Regions from separate parts of the Homo sapiens genome. Here region 1 is linked to region 2. Evidence: chromatin contacts called from ENCODE Hi-C data. All regions are on one chromosome and are shown on one strand. Each heading gives the region's core, a stretch centred on a gene start or an enhancer-like site at or near the end of the contact. The rest is flanking DNA. Distances are from core to core; before and after follow the strand shown. Region 1 holds the start of REG1A (regenerating family member 1 alpha). Region 2 holds the start of REG3G (regenerating family member 3 gamma).

Region 1 (5,211 bases), core at 2,044-4,543, 95 kb before region 2:
ATTTCTGTTTAGATATAATGCTATTGCTCGTATAATAGACTACAGTAAAACATTTATATGCAAAGGGAAGCAAAAAAAAAAAAACCTGTGTAACTTGCTTTTCTGTGACATTACCCTTATTACAGTGATCTGGAACTGAATGCAAAAATCTTTGAGATATGCCAGCATGTGAGTTTTTGGTCAATCTCCATCTTGTTAACCTTGTCATAAGCAAAGCCACATATGTTCATAAATACTGAATTCCAATATGCATGGTATGCGGATGGACTTTTAAGAAGTGGATAGGCCAGAGCAAGCTTTGTTGTAATCACTCTCATCTCAACCACCCAGGCATCAGCTGTGGAAATAGCAGACACAGTAAGACAGCACAATAGTGGAAACATGTTTATTTTTATTATTTAGGGTTCCAAAGACTGGGGTAGGTAAAACTATTGAAGATTAACAAGGCAAACTCAGCAGAGAAGAGAGTGTCCAGGTTGAGTTGAGTTGGAGAGATGGTCCGGTTTAATTTTTGACTCCGTTGTAATTGCTGGATCAGTTCTAGACATGTATTTTCCAGTTGCCTCTAGTTTTTGAACTTGCAGACAAAGGAGAACTTGTCTTCACAAGGCACATCCTTCCATTTCTGGAATCCTATAAGTCAATGAGAAGAGTTACAACTGGGAGACCCGAAAGAGTATGACCCTCCTGGCTTTAGGACTCAGGACAAAAACCAAACATCCATTTCCTTAATGAGGAGTTCACCTTTCCTCTATCCCAGTCCCAGTTCCATCCCTGGAGCTAAGCAGGAGAGAACAGAAACAGGTGGATGGATTCTCTGCCTCTCACCTGTGCTTGAGGTCAGGCTCACACAGTAGCCAGGATTAACACTGCTTGGGGCTCCAATGCCCCAGGACTTGTAGGAGACCAGGGACCCACTGCTCCAGTGCCAGCGGCGGTTCTAGATGGGGAAGGGCCAGAACAGAGGCAGTGGTCACTCAAAAATACATGGAATCACTGGGCCTGTGTGCACACTCAGAAACATGCTAAGACACAAAGGAAGAATAAACCTTGCTAAATATTGTTTCCTTTCCTTTGCTATTGCTCTAAACTTCTTTCCTGAACTGTCCAACTCATTAACTGTATTCCACCAAGAAATAAGTGTTATGAATTTGACAGAGACCCAAAGTATCTCACTTAAAAAGTGGTTCCTGATTTTTTGTCTTTGTGGCCCAGGACCCTCATATCCAGCATAGCATTGGCTGACCATTAGTTGTTGATATATTATATTATTTAGTATACTACCAGGTTCCCAAATGCCAGCAGTACAGCAGCAGATTTTTACCACAAGTCTCCTTTCCTATATAGTCGGCAATCTAGTCTCTCTTGTGACTCTGACAGTAACAAAATAGGTAAGAAGTTGGTGCATAAAGATGCTTTGTTGACTGAAAACAGAATAAGTTTATTCATGAATGACAAGAACACCTAGGAAATTCAGCCTTCCACTTATATCTCCAATCATCTACAGTGCACCTTGCTACACAGGACATTAGAGGATCTGTAAACAGCCTGATTTCTGGAAAGCGATAAAAGCTGGTACTTAAGAGACCAGAACTTGAACCTCCTTCTTACTTCTCAAACCTGATCATTAGGAGATAAAGAAGGCTGCAGCCTACCTTTTTGGGGTCATGGAGGCCAATCCAGACATTGAAGTCATCAGTGCCACTCTCCTTAATCAGTGAGGCCACAAAGGCACCCTCGGCCTGGGTGAGCACAGACACCAGGTTGCCCGAATTCATGTTCTGGCAATAGAGCTGTTGCAGAAGAAAATGGAGCACTCAGTGGAGGAGGAAGTTGTGACGGATATACTGAGTCCTCCAAGAGGACGGGTCAGAAAAAGGACAGCAGAGTAATGTCCGTGATGATGCTGTCACTGACCACCAGGTTCTTTGTGCTGGGAATGTGCTGAATAATGGGATAAAGTAGATTGGAAAGTTTGGGGCTGATGATAGTATAGCAAGGGGTTCAGTCTCATCTCATTGCAGCCACTGAACACACTGGAGAGTGGCAGCTTCCCCTCCCTTCATGAGTCTCCCTTCCCACACTGCTCTCCTCACTCACATCTGCATCAACCCAGGTCTCACGGTCTTCATTAAAGTAGTAGCAGTAGGAGCGATAGGCATTGGTGCCTTCTGGGCAGCTGATCCGGGCCTGGGGCAACTCTGTCTGGGCCTCTTGGCCTGAAAAAGAAGAGACAATTAAAGGAGGCTCTCAGGGTAAGGAAAAGGCTTGAAGGTGAGGTAAGAGCTTCTGAGGTTCCTTTATAGAAACAGAAGAATCCAGTCTATTATGGGATGACTGCTCACTATTGCTCCTGCATCCTACATCTTCTGTCTTTGGTTTCTTTGATCAGGGGAAAAAAAACAGAATGAATAGGCCAAAGAAACAAGTCTCCAGTTTCCCTTTTATGTCTGGAGCTCAGGCTCTTCTACCTTGAAGGACTCAGCCTTCTACTTTCTCAAGCCTGACTTGGTTTCCCTGAACACAAGGCTCTCTTCAGTTCTCCACCCCATTAGTGACTGTCTACACACAGACATCCCCAAATCCACCATCACGTATAAATTTAATCAGATAAACTCATGCCAACTGCAGCAGTTGCTTATAAGGGGTCATTTTAAATTCTAGCTCCAACTCCTTAATGAGGTGTGGATGTATATAAATGTGAAGAGATCAGCAATAAAGATCACTAAACACCACAAAACAACCCTTAACAGTGACTCTGCTTTTTTTTTTTTTTTCAAGTAGACCCGTATGCTTGGGGATAGAGTGAAGTCTTCAGGGCTAGAAAGAGTTGGTTGGTGGAAAAGAGATCTTACCTTGGCTCTGAGACAGAAACATCAGGCAGGAGATCAGCATGAAGTATGAGCTGGTCTGAGCCATGCTGAGCTGCAATGAATCTCTTGCTTAAGAGGCAAATCAACAATCTCTATAGGAGAACACAGAGAAGGGGGTTCTGAGAGATGGAGAGCAAAGCACCTATTACCTTCCTTAAAACCTCCTCTCAGAATTTCTGAGACCAGGAAGGTCCTCTGAGACACCCACACCTTCAAATGTTTCTCTTGAGAGTGGGGATTATACAGACTCAGTAACTGAAAAACAACTTTGGATCCCACTGAGGCTTCATTACAGCTAAAACCTCTTGGACAGAAACTCATGCTGTATCTTCCCGAAGATTTTAGATCTACAGTGCATGTTAGAGACGCCCTTCTCCTGTAATGCCCACTTACCTGTTGGCTGAGTCTGAGTTGGCTTCTCAGGCCAGGTAGCTGTAGGAGCTTTATATCAGGATCTGAGATAAGAACCACGTCATTTAAGCAAAAGGGGTGGGGGCAAGCGGTGAGTTTTGGGAGCATTGACAGTAAGAGATTCTGGCACCAGTACGAGCCTTTTCCCGGCACACACTGGGAGTGGTCACAACTCAGGTCCCCTTCTGGCAAAAAATTTGGCAAGCTGTCTAAGTCCAAGGTGGACTTTGCTCTTGCTCAGCAGAAAACAACTGAGGGCTCCCATGTGCCCTAATAACCCAGAGAGGAGCAGAGAACAGTAGACTTCCTTGTATTCCCTGTAAATTTAGAGGCTCCTCTTTGGTGTCAGGCATGGGTAGGAGATGGGGAAGAATTAACTGATTCCAAATAATTTAGAACAATGTGCTTGTGGCAATAAGTGGTTCCTCCATGTCTTTTTAGGCTCACAAACCTCTCAAGACCTACCTCAAGGGGTAGGTTAAATTTATATTTCTAAACATTTAACATGTCTAACAAGGTTTGAGCTAACAAAATACACATATTCTCAATGTGAGAATTGTAGAGAGCTGATGCCTAAGGAAGCTTAAAGGAGCTAAATATGAAGTCAGGCTTCATTGAAATTGTCCATTTGAAGTCAACTGTTTGTTAGTATGAAGTCAAAGATTGTGTGGTGAAATTGAGTATTTACCAGAATCATCATAGAATAGTCATTTATAATTCAGGGAATAAAAGCCAATCAGAATGCAAAATTAGGAAGAAAAAACTAACCTGAATATTCACAGAAAGAGAGATAAGTATATGAATTGGGACAAATGGATTAACAAAATATAATAAAATACTAAACAGAATTTAAATCGAATAAAGTAGATATCTATATTTCAACTTGGACTAGTATCAAAGCCATAACATTGAATACAAAAATTCAGTTGCAAGAAGTTATAAGCTATTTGATAAACTTTATATATGGTTTTAAAAGACAGATTAATACTAAATTTTATTTATTAATCAATTCTTATACAGTTTAAAAAATAAAAATCTGAAATGTAAGAATATATATTACAATTTGTCATAGTATTTGCCTAACAATTTTAAGGTTTTTTTTTCTTTATATAAAAACTGATGATGGGCCTGGTGTGGTGGCTCAAGCCTGTCATCCCAGCACTTTGGGAGACTGAGATGAGAGGATCACTTGAGCCCAGGAATTCGAGACCAGCCTGGGCAACATAGCGAGACCCCATCTCTACAAAAAAAGTATATATATATATATATATATATATATATATATATATATATATATATATATATATATCCAGATATGGTGGCACATGCCTGTAGTCTCAGCTACTTAAGAGGCTAAGGTGGGGGATTGTTTGAGCTTGGGAAGTAGAGGTTGCAGTGAGTTGTGCCACTGCACTCCAGCCTGGGTGATAGAACAGGGAACTGTCTCAAAAAATAAAAACAAAAACTAACGATATTAAACAAAGATGACAAATGTTAACATTGTTTATTCTCACTGGTTCATATGCATTTGTTAAATTAATCCAAATTTTTTCTGCTTTTACAAAAAGTAGTTATACCTTTTAAAATGATTACAACCAGAGAATGATTCCTATTTTTTTCTATAAATAAGAGATTCAGAAATATTCTTCCGTTAACAAAGGATATAGTAGGGAAGAGTCGGGTATACTTGGTATCATTACATATTTATCTTGTGAAAATTAAACAAGCAATTAATTTTTAAAAAATCTAAGATAAAAATACTTTATGGCATAATGTTTTCTTTTCTTTTTTTAACTTTAATCTTTTTTTTTTTTTTTGAGATGGAGTCTGGCTCTGTCACCCAGACTGGAGTACAGTGGCTCAATCTCAGCTCACTGCAAGCTCCGCCTTTGGGGTTCACGCCATTCTCCTGCCTCAGCCTCCCGAG
Region 2 (5,034 bases), core at 15-2,514:
TGGGAGGAGGACTGTGTGAAAGATAAGCGTGTTCATCCTCATTCCCAAGGAACTCTCCTGAAGGAGACCCTCCTCCCCCTGAGACCTGCATGGACTTTCCCCTATCACCTCCAACCCCACATCTAACCACTCACATCTGCATCCATCCAGGATTTTGGTGACAAAAACAAGGCATAGCAGGGGGAGCCATAGGCCTTGGAGCCTTTGGGACAGCTGATCCGTGGAGAGGGCAGTTCCTTCTGGGTTTCTTCACCTGGGGTGGAAGAAAAGGGAGAGAGTAAAATGAAGAGTAGGGGGTGGGTGGGAGATGACCTTGGGGAATATCTAGGTCTGCCCTTGGGGAGGAAGACCACATTCCTGACAGCTCTTCATCTTCCCTTGTGTTTTCAGAAGTTCTTTATCTCAAAATAGCCCTACTAAATGGGCCACCATCTAGTCTGTTATTACCCTTTCCCCTTATTCAACCATTCAACACTCTCTTCACTGTGGGCTATCTCTATATTGGGTCCTCCAATCATTGTCCCTCCCCACATCTCATTGCTGACCCTCCACACTTTCCCACCAGTGTATATTAGAGTCCACTGACTAAATGGAAGCCATCTCATTCCATTGTTAGTGGACCACAGTGGAGCCTCCCACTGCAAGTTAACATGAAGGAAGGAGTGATGATGCAGGAACTGCAGGCAGTTTCATTAGACACCACGTCATTACCTCACGTGACACACAGGAGCCTTCCTCCTTTTCTTGGCTCTGAGGATTCATAGGGAACCCAGTGCTAGAGGCAGAGAAATCTCACCTTGAACCTGACACAGGAGAATGAGGCAGGAAAGCAGCATCCAGGACACACTGGGCAGGGCCATGGGAGGCAGCATAGTGTCTGCGACTTGAGGAGGCAATCGGGTCACTAAAGGAAGTGTGGTCAGCGGGAGGACACACAGATATCCTACTGCCTCTTGTCTTTTTCCTTCTGTAGTCCCCTAGGACTGAAGTGATCTTGGTCACATTCATCATCTTCTACAGTTCTGAATGAGCTGTGAATCTGTGTACTCACCCATCCCTGAGACCTCCCAGTACAGCCTTGCTGAGTCTCAGAGCTCCTGTGCTCCCTGAGGAAGGGACCCTCCCATGCGTTCTCCTGTATTATGTGAGGTTGCCCTTCCACAGGTCTCATCTTCTCTCAGCTCCCACTTACCTCTCTGGTGAGATCTGGTATGCTTTGTCTGGTCAGCAAAGACTGGGTTTTTTATAAAAAGATCTCAGGGATGGTCACTGGAGTGAATAACGGCAATATGTAGGCGGGACAGGGGTCATGGAGAGGGCTTGGCATTGGTTCAAAAAGATTATGCCAAGGGGAGGAGACTCTTCCTGGCAAAGGCTGGGAATTGTTACAGATGTTGCCTTTTTCTCTGTAGCAGGCCGGCACTTTCCCCACAAACAGTTGAAGTTTGCACTTTTCCCACCCTCTTCCAGATATCTTCTTCTGAGAAACTTAAGGGAATAAAGGCAGTCTTGTGAGCCTGGTATTATATAGTTTAGAAAATATTATGATATTACATAGTTATGAGAAATGTCAAAAGTTTGTTTTTGATCAACGTGCCAGGAGCTCACTTCTATAGGCATACATATGAATTCCTTTATACCTTATCTAGTAACATTTAAAATAAATTAATAAATAAAAATTGGGTGGGCATTAAAATTAGATGTGTTGGCAAAGACAATGTATTAGTCGAAATAAAGAAACAATAGAAACCAGAAGCAGCAGCACTGGTTCAGTGTTGCTACTTCAACTTCACAGCAAGATGTAAAAGAAGCTTGAAATAATCTTGTGAGTCATTAGGCAAGCCAGGGTCTTATGGAACAGCAGTTAAATAGATTTGCCTTCCAGCTACCTTTGTGTGAGAAGACCAAGAGATAGTTCCTTGGTTTATTGTAGTTCTGCGCTGACAGTTTGATATCTCAGAGTAGCGTTCTTAGATTGTGATCTACACACCAATGGGGGTCTTCAGGGCCTGTTTGGAGTGGTTGTGCAGTTATAATTTTCATAATTATACTAAAGTGTTATTCGTCATTTTCGCTATGTTGACATTTGCACTGATGAGGCAAAATAAATGGTGGATAGAAGTTCTGGTGCCTTAACATCAATCAAGGCAGTGGCACCAAATTGCATTGCTCATATCCACGCACTTGCAAGAAACAAAATAAAGCCATTTTTACTTGAAAATGCCCTTGAACTTGATGAATCAGGGTAGTGAATTGGCTTCAGTAAATCTCAACCCTTGAATACATCTAGAGGGAATATTCTGTATGACTAAATGGGAAGCTGACATGCTAAAGTATAATGGTTGTCTTGAGGGAAATAATTTGTAACACTGAGTTTTAGTTCACTATTTCATGGAACACCATTTTTACTTGAAAAATAAACCAAGACAAACTTCACTTACTGACATATGGGTCTTTTGTTAACATGTTTTCAAAAAAGTTCAAAGTGAGTTAGTAAATGAATATTTTTAACTTTTCTCTTTTACTATATATTATTATAAATATCAATAGCTCACATGAACAAAATTTTTTTTCGAGTGTCCTCAATATTTTTTAAGAGTGTTAAAGGGTCCTGAGATCAAAACAGTTTGAGATCTCTGGTTAACATCTAGCTGGCAATTTCCAGAAAATATAGGACATGGGGATGGTATTATATTACAACACAGGAATACCATCAGCAAAATTTAGAAGGTGGGAAATTCTACAGGACAAATAAGTACATTTCCCCAGCAAGTGAATTTAAGGAAATAAAACAACATCTCACTCTTAACATGTGAAAAATATATCAATCAAATAAAATGTGTGAACCATGTTTGGATCTTGATTTGAACAAATTAAATAAAAAATATAATTATAAAACAATTGGGTAAAAGTGAGCATTTGATAATGTTAAAGGACTATATCATGTTCAGATGTAATTATAATATTGAAATAATATTATTTAAAGTATCCTTATCATTTAAGATACATAACACAATATTTACAGATGAAATGGTTATTCAGAATTTACTTCAAAATAATCAAGCATGATAGAGATAAAGAAAGAGAGAGACAGATAAAACAAGAGAGGACTTGAGGTCATGAGAGTTGTTGCTTGGTGGTAGGTACATAATGATTCATAACACTATTGTCTTTGGGTTTTTATCTAAAATATTGGTGGAAAATTTTGAGAAAAAGAAAAATTCAGGGCCATCGTGAGAAAGAAATTTGAAGGACAATCTGACTCAAGAACACAGATGCAAAGTTCCTGAACAAAACACAAAACAAATTGAATTCATTGTTTTATATAATAAATGAAGAGAAAGAAGAGTTAATCTTGGAAATGTAATGATAGTTTATTATGATGAACTATTAATGCAATTTCCAAGTTCAGAAGTTAAAAGGGAAAAAAATATATAGTCATTTTAAAAGAACAAAATTGTTAAGTGAAATTCAAAACCTATTAGTAACTGATAAAAAGTCTTAAAAACCAGAGTTAGACAGGAATAGCTTTAACACAGTAAAGAAATCTATAGAGACTCAAAAGTAAACTACTGACAAGACTTCCTTAAAAAATCAGAAATATACAAATGTACCACCCTCATTGATTCTATTTAACAATATCGTGTGATAGAAAGTACACTTAGAAAAGAAAAAAAAATTTAAACAGGGAAAAAGTAAATTAAGTTGTCACTATTTGCATATGACATGCTGTCTCCATAGAAAACCCAGAAGACTCTTCAAATTAGTTGTTAGAATTAATGGATAAATTTAGTAAACAAGAAGAATGTGAGATCAACATATAAATCCCAAATGAACATTTGTATTCCAACAATAGAGTTAGAAAGGGTATTTTTAAGAAAGATACTGTTTTTAATAGGAAGAAAAATATAAAGGATCTAGAAATATATCCGACAAAAATAGTCAAGACCATGTAAAACTTTTTAAACTTTAAAGAAGACTTTAATATACGAAGAAATATATCATGTTTTAGAGAGACAGATTCAATATCCTGAAGAGGTTACTTTTCCCTACACAGATGGTCTGTGATTTATGATAGTTCTACTTATAATTTTTCTACCGTATCATGGTGGGAAAGTGATATGCATTCCCTAGAAGGCTTATATCAGATTTTGAATACTGGTCTTTTACTGGGCTAGCAGTATGCAGTACGGTACTCTCTCATGTTGCCTCAGCATAGGCAGCAAGCACTGCCCTGGTGGCAATACCATCTTGAAAGTAAACAGCTGATACTCCACAGTGTACTGTGTTTTCAGATGATTTTGCCCAACCATGAATGCCGGAGGTGTGCCTGGAGGCTATCTTAATAGCTGGCCATCAGAATTGGAAACTGGTACTTTAATCGTCAAGGGCTTGGCCCTTTCTCTCTTCCTCTTGGTAGATCGTTTTGAATCTCCATAATACCAATTGTACACAGGAGAATGAACTTCACTCAATTTTGTCCAGCAGTCCTCAAATTCCAGATAAACTTGAATGTATGGTGGGAGCAGAAGACATGGGTGTTTATCTTCTATTACCTGACTCTATGTCCCTACCTATTCAAAATGATCAGTTATGAATATGAATTTATCATTACTCTCCCCTTCAAACTTTACTGATGATTTCTCCATTATCTACTCTTCTGATTTCCTATTGGTACACAGAAAACTATCCCAAGGTTAGTGGCATAAAACAGTTTGTTATTACTTCTCATGGTTCTGTGAGGTGATTAGGATTGTCTGGGTGGTTCTCCCTTGGAAATCATGCAGTTGCATATAATGGCTGGAACTGGAGTCATATGAAGCATCAAATGGACTGGTCTTCGAAGATGATTACACACATGCTTAGCAGTTGATCTGAGAGATCTCTGCTAAAGAGGGGACTGCTAAAGAGAACTACAATGCAGTGGCCCTGTGCCTTGAACTTCTTACATCTTACAGCATGGAGGTGTCAGGATAGTAGAATTTCTTTTATTGTTGGTCAGGGCTCCAAGAGGGCAAAGCAGAAGCTGCTGGT

Evidence for each region. A loop is a pair of places that touch in the nucleus more often than their neighbours do.
Region 1: a loop to region 2 is called in a map of pancreas, with 2.2 times the contacts of the local background. The contact joins the promoter of REG1A here to the promoter of REG3G in region 2. A Hi-C loop is called at or near these places in 1 of 168 maps with a recorded cell type or tissue (pancreas).

What each region holds. Positions count from the first base shown.
Region 1 is chr2:79,118,570-79,123,780 of GRCh38, reverse strand. REG1A (regenerating family member 1 alpha) reads right to left here and starts at 3,293. Exons shown (of 6, transcript NM_002909.5): 1 at 3,267-3,293; 2 at 2,856-2,965; 3 at 2,101-2,219; 4 at 1,656-1,793; 5 at 829-940; 6 at 372-633. The coding sequence starts at 2,919. The coding sequence ends at 566.
Region 2 is chr2:79,021,932-79,026,965 of GRCh38, reverse strand. REG3G (regenerating family member 3 gamma) reads right to left here and starts at 1,264. Exons shown (of 6, transcript NM_001008387.3): 1 at 1,193-1,264; 2 at 797-983; 3 at 135-253. The coding sequence starts at 872.